Linked DNA regions of Homo sapiens: region 2 is linked to region 1. Evidence: chromatin contacts called from ENCODE Hi-C data. All regions are on one chromosome and are shown on one strand. The core of a region is the stretch at or near the end of the contact, and the rest is flanking DNA. Distances in the headings are between cores, read along the strand shown.

Region 1 (6,185 bases), core at 585-3,084:
TTTACATTTTTCTCATTTTCATCTTGTGAGTTAGTAACTAGCTATGAAAGACTGTGATTTTCCTGTTTTTAGTCCCAGACCAGCATTCCATGGACAAAGACAGGCGCGTGACACCCAGGAGGAGCCAGGGAGGGTGCAGAGCCAGACACACGGCAGCCAGCAGTTAAATACATGGAGCAGGAACCAGCCTGCGGTGTCACAGCAGCCGCCTCAGCACCGGCCAACGAGCTCAACCAGGTGCACGTGGAACCAAAGACAAGCCCACTGACCACCAGAGCATGCCGGCCAGGACAAGGGAAGCGGTGTGACCAGCAGCCAGGCTTCTCCCTCCAGTCACCCCTTACAGCACCTGCAAGTAAAACCAGCAGGAACCTGGGGCCAGGGGGATTTTTTTTTTTTTTTTTTTTGCACCACATACTCGCTGCCCCTTTTAAAGAGCTATATCTTCAGGATCTTAAATTCTTTCATCCAAACTTCCAGGGGACATAGATCATGATTCGTCACACTTGGTTTTCCAAAAACTAAGAATTGTTGGTGGGATCCACAAATGCAAGATTTCTTTAAATAAAACCATGAATGCACCAAAAAACTCCATCCGTACGGGATCCCTAAGCGCGTGCTGACTTTGTCAAGCAAGGTGCTCATAAGCACAGCAGGGGTTGTCTCTGCACTGGAGGCGAAGCTCTCCCTGCCTTCGGTCTGCAGGCAGCTCCCAGGAGACCCCTGCAGTGACGTGAGTGCGTGTTTCGATACACCAATGGTGCACGCACACAGCTCATTTTCACACACAGAGACTCACTAATATTCCAAATCCCAGAAAAGCTCCTATTTTTACATGAAACCTACCACCATTTAATTTATCAAAACATTATGAAAAGGTTACAAAAACTGAAATTCACTCCACACGATCCTACGTCACTGGCACCAAGTGTGACCGAGACCATTTACAACCCAACCCCCAAGGCAAGTGAGGGTGGGGGCGCAGAGCAGGGCAGGGGTGCTCTCTGGACTCTGCCTGGACAAAAACCTGGGGGGCAGCACGAGAGCCAGCACAATGGGAGCTAGAGCCAGCAACCCAGAAACTCCAACCAAAGAGACGAGGTGGCCGCAACTCAGGAACGAAACCAGGATAACTGGGCTGCAGAGGAGTGGGTGCCATTCCCATTCTCTCACTCACTCTCTTTCACACACACACACACACACACACACACACCACACACCTACACATACAAGGACACCACATATACACACACCCCACACACAGATACACATTCGCTAGCCAGAAATTCACACAGTTAACACATACACACGGGCACACCACACATACACACTCAGACTCACACACCTACATACAGACACACACCAGACTCACACAGTTACACACACACCGAGATTCACACACCACATACACCACACACAGAAACACAGACTCACTGATACACATACGCACTTCAACTCTCCGTTCACATCTTATCTTCCTCCGTCAATCACGACCGCAGAATGGAAACGCTCCCCTGTGTGAATTCAGCCCACACTCTCCTGATGTTTTGCAAACGTTGCTCCACCTAACTTCCGTGGTTGTCAAAATTCCCTCCACCTCTCTTCTGATGTGTCGGAGCTCAGGAGGCGCCCAATGCAGAGAGAGCCTGGACCAGCACGAAGGTGTGGGCCCCATGAGCGTCTTCAGCGGGGAGGCACCGATTTGGATTATTTCTATTAACAAGTACTCAAAGTGACTCACAGATTAACACATGCATTTCTAAAAATCAAACCACAAGTAAAGAGCTGCTCACAAAGTCTGTTCTGTCCACATAATCTCTATTTCGCAACTGATCTGAGCTCAAGTGTTCTGGGAATTTACTAGACATAAAAGAGTCTCTAACTCAGAGAACCCTGTGGACGCAGCCCAGTACCTACCACTTGCAGGATGCTGGAGACACTCTCCCAGTCGGCCTCTGCGATGTTTGAGCCTCCGTCCACCATGCCCTGGTAGCCCTAGGGGAGAAAGGGAGAATCTTTTAAAAATGAGATAAACTTCACTAAATGGGAAGTGATCCTTAAATTATATAAAACGGGAAAAATGACAGTGAATGTCAGTTCCTCAGCATCCACTGGTCAGAAGACAGGGCAGTTCCAGCACTGGATAAAAGCAGTGAATTGTGGGAAAGTCCTCACCTTGAGTCCCTAGTAATGGGAACGTCTGCCTAGACTCAGCCTCACAGTGCAATGAGGAATCAAGCCATTCTCCTATGGCCCAGCGTTTCCCGAGAGGTTGAAAGGGTCGTGTTTCGCTAGAGGTTGAAAGGGGTCACTTTCACCCAACGTGTTTATCATACTTCAGCACAAACTCACAGGCACACAGCACTGTCGAGCACGGGACATACATGGGAGCATTTTGTCAGGGGCTCCGCCTGCCAAGGCACCCTGCGCCACTTGGGATGTATGTTGAATATTATTAAACAGCACAGCTGAATAATAATTGTCTGCCTTACCCTCCATTAATGACACGGTGCTGCATTAGGGAATCAGATATCAATATGTGAGGACACATTGATAGAAGAAGCCCAAGGACAATTACCTTTTTTTTTTTTTTTTTTGAGACGGAGTCTCACTCTGTCACCCAGGCTGGAGTGCAGTGGCGCGATCTCGGCTCACTGCAACCTGCCTCCCGGGTTGAAGTGATTCTCCTGCCTCAGCCTCCTGAGCAGCTGGGATTACAGGTGCCTGCCACTGCACCTGGCTAATTTTTGTAGCTTTTAGTAGAGACGGGGCTTCACCTTGTTGGCCATGCTGGTCTCAAACTCCTGACCTCATGATCCGCCTGCCTCAGCCTCCCAAAGTGCTGGAATTACAGGCGTGAGCCACCGCGCCTGGCCAACAATTACCTTTCAATGCTAAATGCATCCCCATCTTTTTCTCCACGGAATATACAAGATCAGGAAATGCAGCAATGCCCACGGGTAACTTCATCTACATAACTCACTTTCCACAGCATTTAATCTTAAGAAGGAATAACTATTAAGGATTTAGAAAAGTTCATGATAGATTATTGTTGGATCCATAAGCCCACCTTAGTGAAGGTCCGGAGGACAGAAAAAAGAAAGGTTTTTAAAATTGAAATGACTCATAGATTATGGAGTTCTATATATAAATTAATCAATAGTGCAGGCACCTTGATAGCTGGCCAATTTGTATACTTATATTTATAAATTTCTACCAGAAATATTATATATATATGTGTGTTTATTTTATTTTATTTTTGAGACAGAGTCTTGCTCTGTTGCCCAGGCTGGAGTGCAGTGGCACGATCTCGGCTCACTGCAACTTACATCTCCCAGGTTCAAGCAATTCTCCTGCCTCAGCCTCCAGAGTACTTGGGATTACAGGAACACACTACCACATCTGGCTAATTTTGTTTTTGTTTTAAAGTAGTGACAGGGTTTCACCATGTTGGCCAGGCTGGTTTCCAACTCTTGACCTCAAGTGATCTGCCTGCCTGGGCCTCCCAAAGTGCTGGGATTACAGGCGTGAGCCACCATGCCTGGCCACATGTGTGTTTATAATTTAGTGTCATACATGTAATAAACAAGAAAGGAGAAAACAGTCTGGAATGGAACAGAACCCAAAACAGAGCTGGTTCATTTCAGCGCTGGCAGCCCCGTCTGCACCTCCCGAGACCCCCCAGGCACCCAGGCCCTGGCTCACAGGCTGGTACAGGGACTGCCCATCACCAGGCCCCCTACCTCCATGGCAAAACAGCAGAACATCTTCTAAACACAGCCCAGTCTCACTCTAGGGATTATTATTATTATTATTGTCTCCCCTTGCTCTGAAAACAGATTTCCCTTGCAGTGCAGATGAGCCCAGTGTAGCCGTCCCCCGGAGGGCGAGGGTGAGCAAGTGTGAGGTCGGATGCAGACCTCGCCTCTGCACAGGGCACCCTGGGAGGCACCGTTTATGTTCTGTCCTGCTGCGGATGCTCTGTCCACACAAGGACTCACTGGTAACAGACGGTCATGTGCAAAGCCATGAATGACTCTTGGAGGCCATAATCCTCAGAATATTGTAAGTACAATAGGTAGGTAGGCGGGTGGGTGGATACATAAATAAAGAGATAACCTAGCCTTGGGGTTGCAGTTTCAGTGATCTCTACCACCCCAAACTCCCAGGTTTTTTTGTTTTTTGTTTTTTTGAGACGGAGTCTCGCTGTGTCACCCAGGCTGGAGTGCAGTGGCGTGATCTTGGCTCATTGCAAGCTCCGCCTCCCGGGTTCCTGCCATTCTCCCACCTCAGCCTCCTTAGTAGCTGGGACTACAGGCACCCGCCACCACGCCCGGCTAATTTTTTGTATTTTTAGTAGAGACGGGGTTTCACCGTGTTAGCCAGGATGGTCTCGATCTCCTGACCTCGTGATCCGCCCGCCTCGGACTCCCAAAGTGCTGGGATTACAGGCATGAGCCGCCGCACCCGGCCTCCCAGGTTTCTGCTAAGAATTATGCTTCATTCTGCAAGCACAACAGAGCGCTCCATTCTTCAGGTCTGGGAGCAACACTGAACAAACTGCCATCTGCAGTGATCCTGACTTTCCAGATTGACTTCCATGAAGCTCGGGGGGGCAAGGAAACAAGGAAGCAGGCATGTAGCCTGGGCCACCGTGAAACGGACCCTTCTTAGAGGCACGACCTCCCATCCTCCAAGCCCACATCTCAGGAGGAGAGAAAAGATGACCCATGATGGGGCCTGAACTGCAGCAGAAACCGGGACCTCCCTGAGAGGACTGGGATGTAGAGCGGCCGTAAACCTGGGGCTCCGGCAAAACTGAAACAGACAGTTCCTACATTCCCACACCCAGAGCTGTTGCGGTCATTTCTGTGCATGCAGTTTTTTGGTAAATAAAGAGACCGGGGGGAAGGTGCCAGTTCCGGCCGCCACCCTGCTGAAGAGGATGCCAAGGCCGCTGCAGCATCCTGAGGCCGTCTCAGGCCCAGGAGTCAACCATGCACCCCTAACGGCATCAGCTTTCAGAGTATTCCTGGAGCACGCGCTATCCCGGACGCTGCTTCCAAGTCAACCGCCACCCAGCATTTTACTAGTTAATATGCCATAGTGGGAACCATACAATTTCCTTTCCCTGCATGAGTTCACAGAATTTAAATACGGATTTAATCAAACATGTTAACGAATCCTCTTGCTTCTGGAGTAGTAAGAAAACTGCTCTGCAAACCACAACATTTTGAAAAGTAAAATGTTCTCTGAAAGTAATTTCATTATTTTGTGTTGCATAGATGCATGTGGCAAAGAAAGCCATTAAAAAATAGAAAGGGAGGGCTTTCTGAGTGCCACCTCCAATGCTCCCTGTCTAGTGCATGCGTGAGCTAAGTTGCTAGGAAATGACTCATTCTTTAATTTGCAAAGTCACGACGCCCATGGAACATGTGAAAAGCAACTACCAGCCGCAGTTCTAAGCCGTCTTTCACCAACAAGGAAGATATTACTAAATTAGGAAGACTCATTTTGCCCAAACGTACTACAACGTAGAAATTCAGATGAGTTTTCTCTTTTGAAGTCTTCTTAGAAGGCTGAATATTTATCTTACTACAGCCAAAGCCCAGACGTTTCCTAAAACACCCTTTTGGAATTTGCCTTCCAAGCCAGTTTTATGACTCACATAGGAAAAACAGAGCATAAAACCTTTAACCTTATCTCAGTTTTTTGGCCAAAGTAACATTCTCTGTCTTGTTGACTCTGACTCACAAGATGAACCTTAGAGCTCCTCGTTGGCTGTATCGGATCCATCGTCGGACAGAATTTTTTACGTTGAGTCATTCGATCACATCTAAGAACATGCCACAGGCTCTGAAGTCATTTCAACTTATTCGAAATTGTTTTGAGCTGTGTCAAAATAACCAGCCTTCTAACCATGTAGGAGATCATTCTATATGTAGAGGTGGTTTTGACTAGAATTTTTAGGCAATCGCCGAATCCATCATAAATGGAGTAAGCTAGTTCACCTATGCGCGTAGTTCACCTATGGGTGGCTTTCTCGGACGTCTCATATGTAAGTTTTTTTTTTTAAAGTTACAGACAAAGGGAAATTATACCGTTGTGTTGCAGCAGTAGGCTTTTTCTTTCAGAATGCTTGTTGCATGGGTCCATGTGTCTTCTCAACTGGATAATGCTTTTTT
Region 2 (6,511 bases), core at 2,827-5,326, 2.3 Mb before region 1:
CTTAGGAATAAATTTAGCAAAACATGCAGAACTATACTCTGAAAACTACAAAACACTGTTGAAAATAATTAAAGATCTAAATAATTGGAAAAACATCCCTTGTCCATGGATCAGACTACTTAACTCTCTGTAGAGGGCAATACTCCTGAAAATGATCTACAAGATTTAATGCAATCTCTATCAGAATCCCTGTGGACTCCTTTGTAAAAATCGATTAAGCTGATTCTAAAATTCACATAGAATTGCAGGAGACCCAGGATAGCCACAACAATCTTGGGAAAAAAAGAACAAAGTAGGAGGACTCACATATCCCAATTTCAAAACTTACTATACAAAGCAACGGTAATCAAAACACCATGGTAATGGCATAGGGCTATTACATATAGATCAAGAGAATAAAAGTCAAAGTCTAAAAATAAACTCTCATGCTTAAGGTCAACTGATTTTTGACAAGGGTGCTAAGACTACTCAGTGGGAGAAAGAACAGTCTTCAAAAAATGGTGCTGGGGTACCTGGATAGACACATGAAAAAGAATTAAGTTGGACCGTCATCTCACATTATATACAAAAACTAACTCAAAATGGATTAAAGACCCAAATATAAAAGCTAAAATGATAAAATTCTCAGAAGAAAGCACTGGGGAAAGGATTCATAACAATGGATTTAGCAGTGATTTCTTGGATGTGACACCAAAACACAGGCAACAAAAGCAAAAATAGACAAGTAGGACTACAAACTAAAACATTTTTGTGCTTCGAAGCACATCATGAAAGTGAAAAGACAAACCACAGAATAAGAGAAAATATTTGCAAATAATCTATCTGATAAGGGACTTGTATCCAGAATAAAGAACTCTTAACAACTCAATAAAAAAGAAATTTAAAAATGAACAGGGCCAGGTGCGGTGGCTCACGCCTGTAATCCCAGCACTTTGGGAGGCCGAGGCAGGCAAATCACAAGGTCAGGAGTTCAAGACCAGCCTAGCCAACATGGTGAAACCCTGTCTTTACTAAAAATACAAAAAATTAGCCACACGTGGTGACACATGCCTGTAGTTCCAGCTACTTGGTAGGCTGAGGCAGGAGAATCACTTGAACCCGGGAGGCGGAGGTTGCAGTGAGCCGAGATCATGCCACTGTACTCCAGCCCCGGTGACAGACTGAGACTCCGTCTCAAAAGAAAAAAAAAAAAGAGCAAAGGATGGCCCACCAAAAATGGCCACACACATTACATAAATCCATTCATATGCAATGTCCAGAACAGAGAAATTCCTACAGACCGACAGATTAGGTTTTAGGGCAGAAGGGGTAGGAGAGGAACAATAGCTAAAGGGTACAAATGCTCTTTTTGAGGTGATGAAAATGTTCTAAGTAGTACAATTTAAGTGGGTAAATTGTACTGTACGTATTTGTCTTTCAAATTAGTTTATACTGAGTTTTGCCTGCAGAACGTTTTTCAATAGTCACATAATCATACACACAAATCTTTTTCCTTATGATTTCTGAATCTGATACAGTGCTTAGTTGCTTCTTGCCTCACAATTAATACTATCTTGTAATATTTTACGTATTCTTGTAGATGATCTTACATCTTTTCTGGAAAAGGAATATGTTATTTAATTCTCCATTTTCTCTCCATGGTTCTTCTAACTGTGTCTCACTCTCCTCATGCTGCCTGTGTTACTACGCTTTTCTCACAATGTATCATTTCCTACCTCACACAAAAAATAGAGGCCTGGTGGGAAAGTCCTCAAATTCCTGCTCACAACACACCCCATTCTTCAAAACTATATATCATCCATAGCTTCTTGTTAGGCTAAATCCTCTACCTTGAATTTGGATTCTGTCCTTTTCTGCCTTCTTGGATCCTTGTTCAACCATTTTTCTCCTCTACTGTCTGTTCAACCTCTCCCTCTATTTGTTAACTCAGCACAGCACATCAAGGGAATTTATTCTTTCTTAAGAGTCTATCCCACAAAATTGTGTTATTTCTCTCTATTCTTTCTTGTCTTCCTGTTGCAGTGAAACTTCTCTTCACCAATCCCATTGCCAGCTATCAGATTCGAACAATCATTTTTTCATTTAGACTACTGCAGACTGATTTCCTACCAATCCATCAGCTAAACTTGGAAATTTTAATTTGGTATACACAGCTGGGTCCACAAATCTCCTGAAATGTTTATGTATATGTGCACATTTTTGGGGAATAGTTTTCATAAAATATGAAGAGTGAGATGACTCCAAAATGTTGCTTATTTTTCTCATGGAAGGCAAACTGATCTTTTAAAATGCAAATATGTCATGCCATTGGCTCATTTAAAGTCTTTCAGTATTTCCCCATTACCATGAAGATAAAACCCAAACTCTGTCAAGGCATACAAGGTCTCTTCATGATGTGGCGCTTACCTCTTTAGCATCATCTCTCATGACTACCTCCTCCTTCTCCCCATATTGGTTTCCTCTCCTCTATACAAATATCACTGTTAATATAGTAATAAAATAGAATATATACCCAGAACTCATCAGACTCATTTGCTTCAGGGCCTTTCTACATGCTTCTCTGCCTGAAATCATCCATTTACATCTGCTCTCTAAACTGGTCCTTAAAGACTCAGGGATTACAATAGGAAATCATTTCCTATTCTCTCCAGTCAGGATTAAGTGTTCCTTTTAATCTACGGCATTCTGTGTATATCACTATAATAACTTTTATCACATATTATAATAATTATTAACCTACTTATCTTTCTTCCCCACTAGATTATAAATCTTAAATAGTAACAAGAGTATTTTTCCATTTCCATATTCCTAGTGTTGGCACTCACATTATTTTCTGAACAAATCGCACATTCTCTTCTCAACCTGTTGCAAAACACTCTAAGTTCGATATTGTAACCATTCTTGGAAACCATCTAAGATCAATACTCTCTTCTCATTACCAAATTTAATTTTCATTCCTCATCTAGCTTAATCCTCATCTTATTTTACTTAATCCTCATTTTATTTGACCTATCAATAACATCTGACATAGCTCGCCACGTCCTCTTCTTGAAATTCTTTCTTCATTTGGCCTCCTGGATACTGTTCTCACTTGGTTCCCTTCCTCCTAATTCACTAGCTATCCCCTGAGCTTCGCTTTGTGAAATTTCACTGAGCCAAACACGAGTCATACACTCTCATTTCAATGTATACTTCCACAAAAAGTAAAAAGAAAAAACACGAAAATGGTTGTGATGAACTCTCTAATAGGCATCTCATAACATATCCCGAAGTCAACTTATCCCTTAGTCTTTTCTTTCTCAGGACATGGAAGCCCATTCTCGTGGTGCTCACCATGACAGTTTCGGTCTGAGCAAAGGCATTTGGGAACGCCAGCCTACAGCCAGTTGGGTGTGCAGAACAAAACCATTGTGGTTTTTCCTAAGTCTCCCCTGAGAAACAGTCAGGAGGCGAGGAGACTCAATAAACCCGCCCCTTTGCCACAGGCAGGGAAAATCGCAGTTTGGGGTCTCAGGACCGACCTCGGTCCAAGGCCAGGCACACTGTCACTCCAGCCTGTGCCACCCTCACTTCCAGCGGCCCCCGTCCCCCCCCCCAACCCCGCGGTCACCTCCCCCACCCCCCACTCACCTCCCAGCGGCCCTCGCCTCCCCCTGGCCCTCACCAACACCCCCACTCGCCGCCCCCCACATCCAACTCCCGGCCAGCCCTCCCCTCCCCCCGGCCCTTGCCTCTCCAACACTCACCTCCCGTTCGGCCCTCCGCTCCCCTACACTCACCTCCCGTTCGGCCCTCCCCTCCCCCACACTCACCTCCCGTCCAGCTCCGACCCGGAGGTGTCGGCCGAAGGCCCCGTCGCTCCCTCCGTGCTGAGCCCAGAGGCCCGGCGGCTTCGCCTCCGCGGTCGAGGCTGCTTCTGAGCCGCCAGCTCGGGCTCCATGGCACGGAGGAGGGGGTGGGGCGGTGGCCGGGTGCCCGGGAGACCGGCAGGGACGGGCACGATGCCCGCCAGCCTCTGCCAGGCAGAAAGCGCCTGTCAGCGGACTGCAGCCGCCACCGCCGTCATCCGGGGATTTGAAAATGGCGGCTGAGCAGCGATCAGCCAATCAGTGAGCGCGCAGCGGTTCCTAGGAGACGTGGAGTCCCGCCCCTCCACCGCTCCCGGGATCTACTTGCCTAGGAAAGAACCTAGGAAAATTTGCCCTTAACTCCTGAGCGCATCCCTGAGTCCCTAAGGCCCGGTACCTCCTTCATTGTTCATTAGGACTTTCACTACAGGCCAAGGCAAATGGACTGGAAGCATTTTAATTCACCAGATCTTTCTTAGCATTTGAGGAGAAGAGAGGTCCAAACTAATGACCTGTAAACAAGGCATGTTTATTGGCCATATTCACACTGAATTATTGTGCACGTGGCCAATATGAGATATATTTCCAATTACCAAAGGTTATGCAAGTGTGTTCCCGGGACTGTCTCTAGGGAACCAGCAAAATCTAATTATGAGCCCTTATGTCTTCCAATAAGCATGACACAGTCTCTCCCTAGCAAAACAGAATGAAGTGACTTCATCCTTTGCTTGTAAAAGTCAGCAAAAGACATAATATAAAATAAAAGACCGCTTCAAGTAAAAAAAAAATTGTTAAACAAATTACACTTTCTTTGATTTTAAATATTGCTTTATATGTGTCAAAGTCTTTAAAAATAGCTTCTCCTGACCGGGCGCTGTGGCTCACGCCTGTAATCCCAGCACTTTGGGAGGCTGAGGCAGGCGGATCACGAGATCAGGAGATCAAGACCATCCTGGCCAACATGGTGAAACCCTGTCGCTACTAAAATACAAAACTTAGCTGGGCAGAGTGGCGCATGCCTGTAATCCCAGCTACTCAGGAGGCTGAGGCAGGAGAATTAGTTGAACCAGAGAGTCGGAGCTTGAATTGAGCCAAGACCGTGCCACTGCACTCCAGCCCAGTGACAGAGCGAGACTCCGTCTCCAAAAAAAAAAAAACAAAAAAACACTTCTCTTTTGCCAGTATATTTCCACTTATGGAAATTTATCCTAAAAAATAAAATTATATAAACATGAAGCTATTAATGACATTGTTTATAATAGAAACATTTAAAACAACCTAAATAAACAATGATTTATAGCTCATCCACTGAGAAGAATATTTTCAGCCAACAAAAATGAAGTGTGAAGTATGTAATAGTATACTGGTAATTTGAAATAAAAACATGAAGTATAGAGGTATATTCAGTATATTCAAAGTTATGAATTACAAGAGATTATACAAAGAAAAAAGATAATGTATTAAAATGTATTAAATGTATTAAAAAGTCAATGTATTAAAATGTCTCTAGGTAGACTTTAGGTATTCAAAATTTTTATTTTTATTTTTTGCATTTAATTTTTTTAAAAATAAGGACATATTGAATTTGCAGTACCTTTATAACATGAGGGAAAAATGTTTTTGTTTTAAAAAGAGTAAGAAATTAGGGAGTAACATTGAGATGTGAAGCCAGCTAGACTTCCTGGGTAGAGTGGGGACTTGGAGAACTTTTCTGTCTGGCAAGAGGATTGTAAAACACACCAATCAGTGCTCTGTAGCTAGCAAGAGGATTGTAAAATGCACCAATCAGTGCTCTGTAAAAAGCACCAATCAGCAGGACCCTAAAAGTAGCCAATCACAGGGAGGATTGAAAAAAGGGCACTCTGATAGGACAAAAATGGAACATGGGAGGGCACATATAAGGGAATAAAACCTGGCCACCCCAGCCAGCAGGGCAACCCACTGGGGTCCCCTTCCACACTGTGGAAGCTTTAGTTCTTTCACTCTTTACAATAAATCTTGCTGCTGCTCACTCTTTAGGTCTGTGCCACCTTTAAGAGCTGTAACACTCACCATGAAGGTCCATGGCTTCATTCTTGAAGTCAGCGAGACCATGAACCCACCGGAAGGAACCAGCTCTGAACATAAGTTGACCTTGGTCAAGAACCACTTCTGTTCTACCTTCCCCATCCCTCCCCAAAAATTAAAGAAGAAAGTACTGCTTTGTAGCAGTTAGAGTGTAAGAATACAGAAATGTTCTTAATATTTGGGGAGTTGGTCTCCACCAAGACAGAGCTTCAGAGGATGCAGATGTTTAGATTATGAACAAAAATAAACCTGTAAGAGCAATTCTTCAAGTCAGGTCCCAAGTAGGTCACAACTACTCTGTGTCCAGAAAACTCACACCCCTTTGGGATTTTCACAATTTACCCGAATTGACCAATCAGGGCTCACCTGATGTAACCGATCAGAACTCATCTGCTTTATCCAATCAGGGTTCAGCTGTATTACCCAATCTGAACTGAGCAAGTCTGAATCTTTCCTTTGCATAAACACATCTGATTGGAAACCTGGACAAGAACTTTTTCTATAGAAGCCAAACCCTCCCCTTTATTCTCTGGAATCACCTTTCTTTTACTCCGAAGGCTGTGTCTCCCTGGTTTGCAAACTGTTCACTAGAATAA

What was found. A loop is a pair of places that touch in the nucleus more often than their neighbours do. Pooled maps may share reads with other maps.
Region 2: a pooled map of gastrocnemius medialis shows a loop between it and region 1 (2.7-fold over the local background). The contact joins the promoter of NET1 here to the enhancer-like site in region 1. A Hi-C loop is called at or near these places in 1 of 168 maps with a recorded cell type or tissue (ascending aorta) and 4 of 50 pooled maps.

The regions. Positions count from the first base shown.
Region 1 is chr10:3,095,085-3,101,269 of GRCh38, reverse strand. PFKP (phosphofructokinase, platelet) reads right to left here. Exons shown (of 22, transcript NM_002627.5): 3 at 1,918-1,995. Among named protein-coding and RNA genes, the nearest start is that of PFKP, 31 kb to the right of the region's middle. RefSeq lists an enhancer at 4,920-6,119. Within about 2 kb of position 1,834, at least 4 of the 41 ENCODE cell types and tissues checked have a DNase peak (open chromatin) inside an H3K27ac peak, as active enhancers do.
Region 2 is chr10:5,410,122-5,416,632 of GRCh38, reverse strand. It overlaps NET1 (neuroepithelial cell transforming 1), which reads right to left and starts at 4,076. Exons shown (of 12, transcript NM_001047160.3): 1 at 3,813-4,076. The coding sequence starts at 3,940. RefSeq lists a silencer at 3,735-4,164.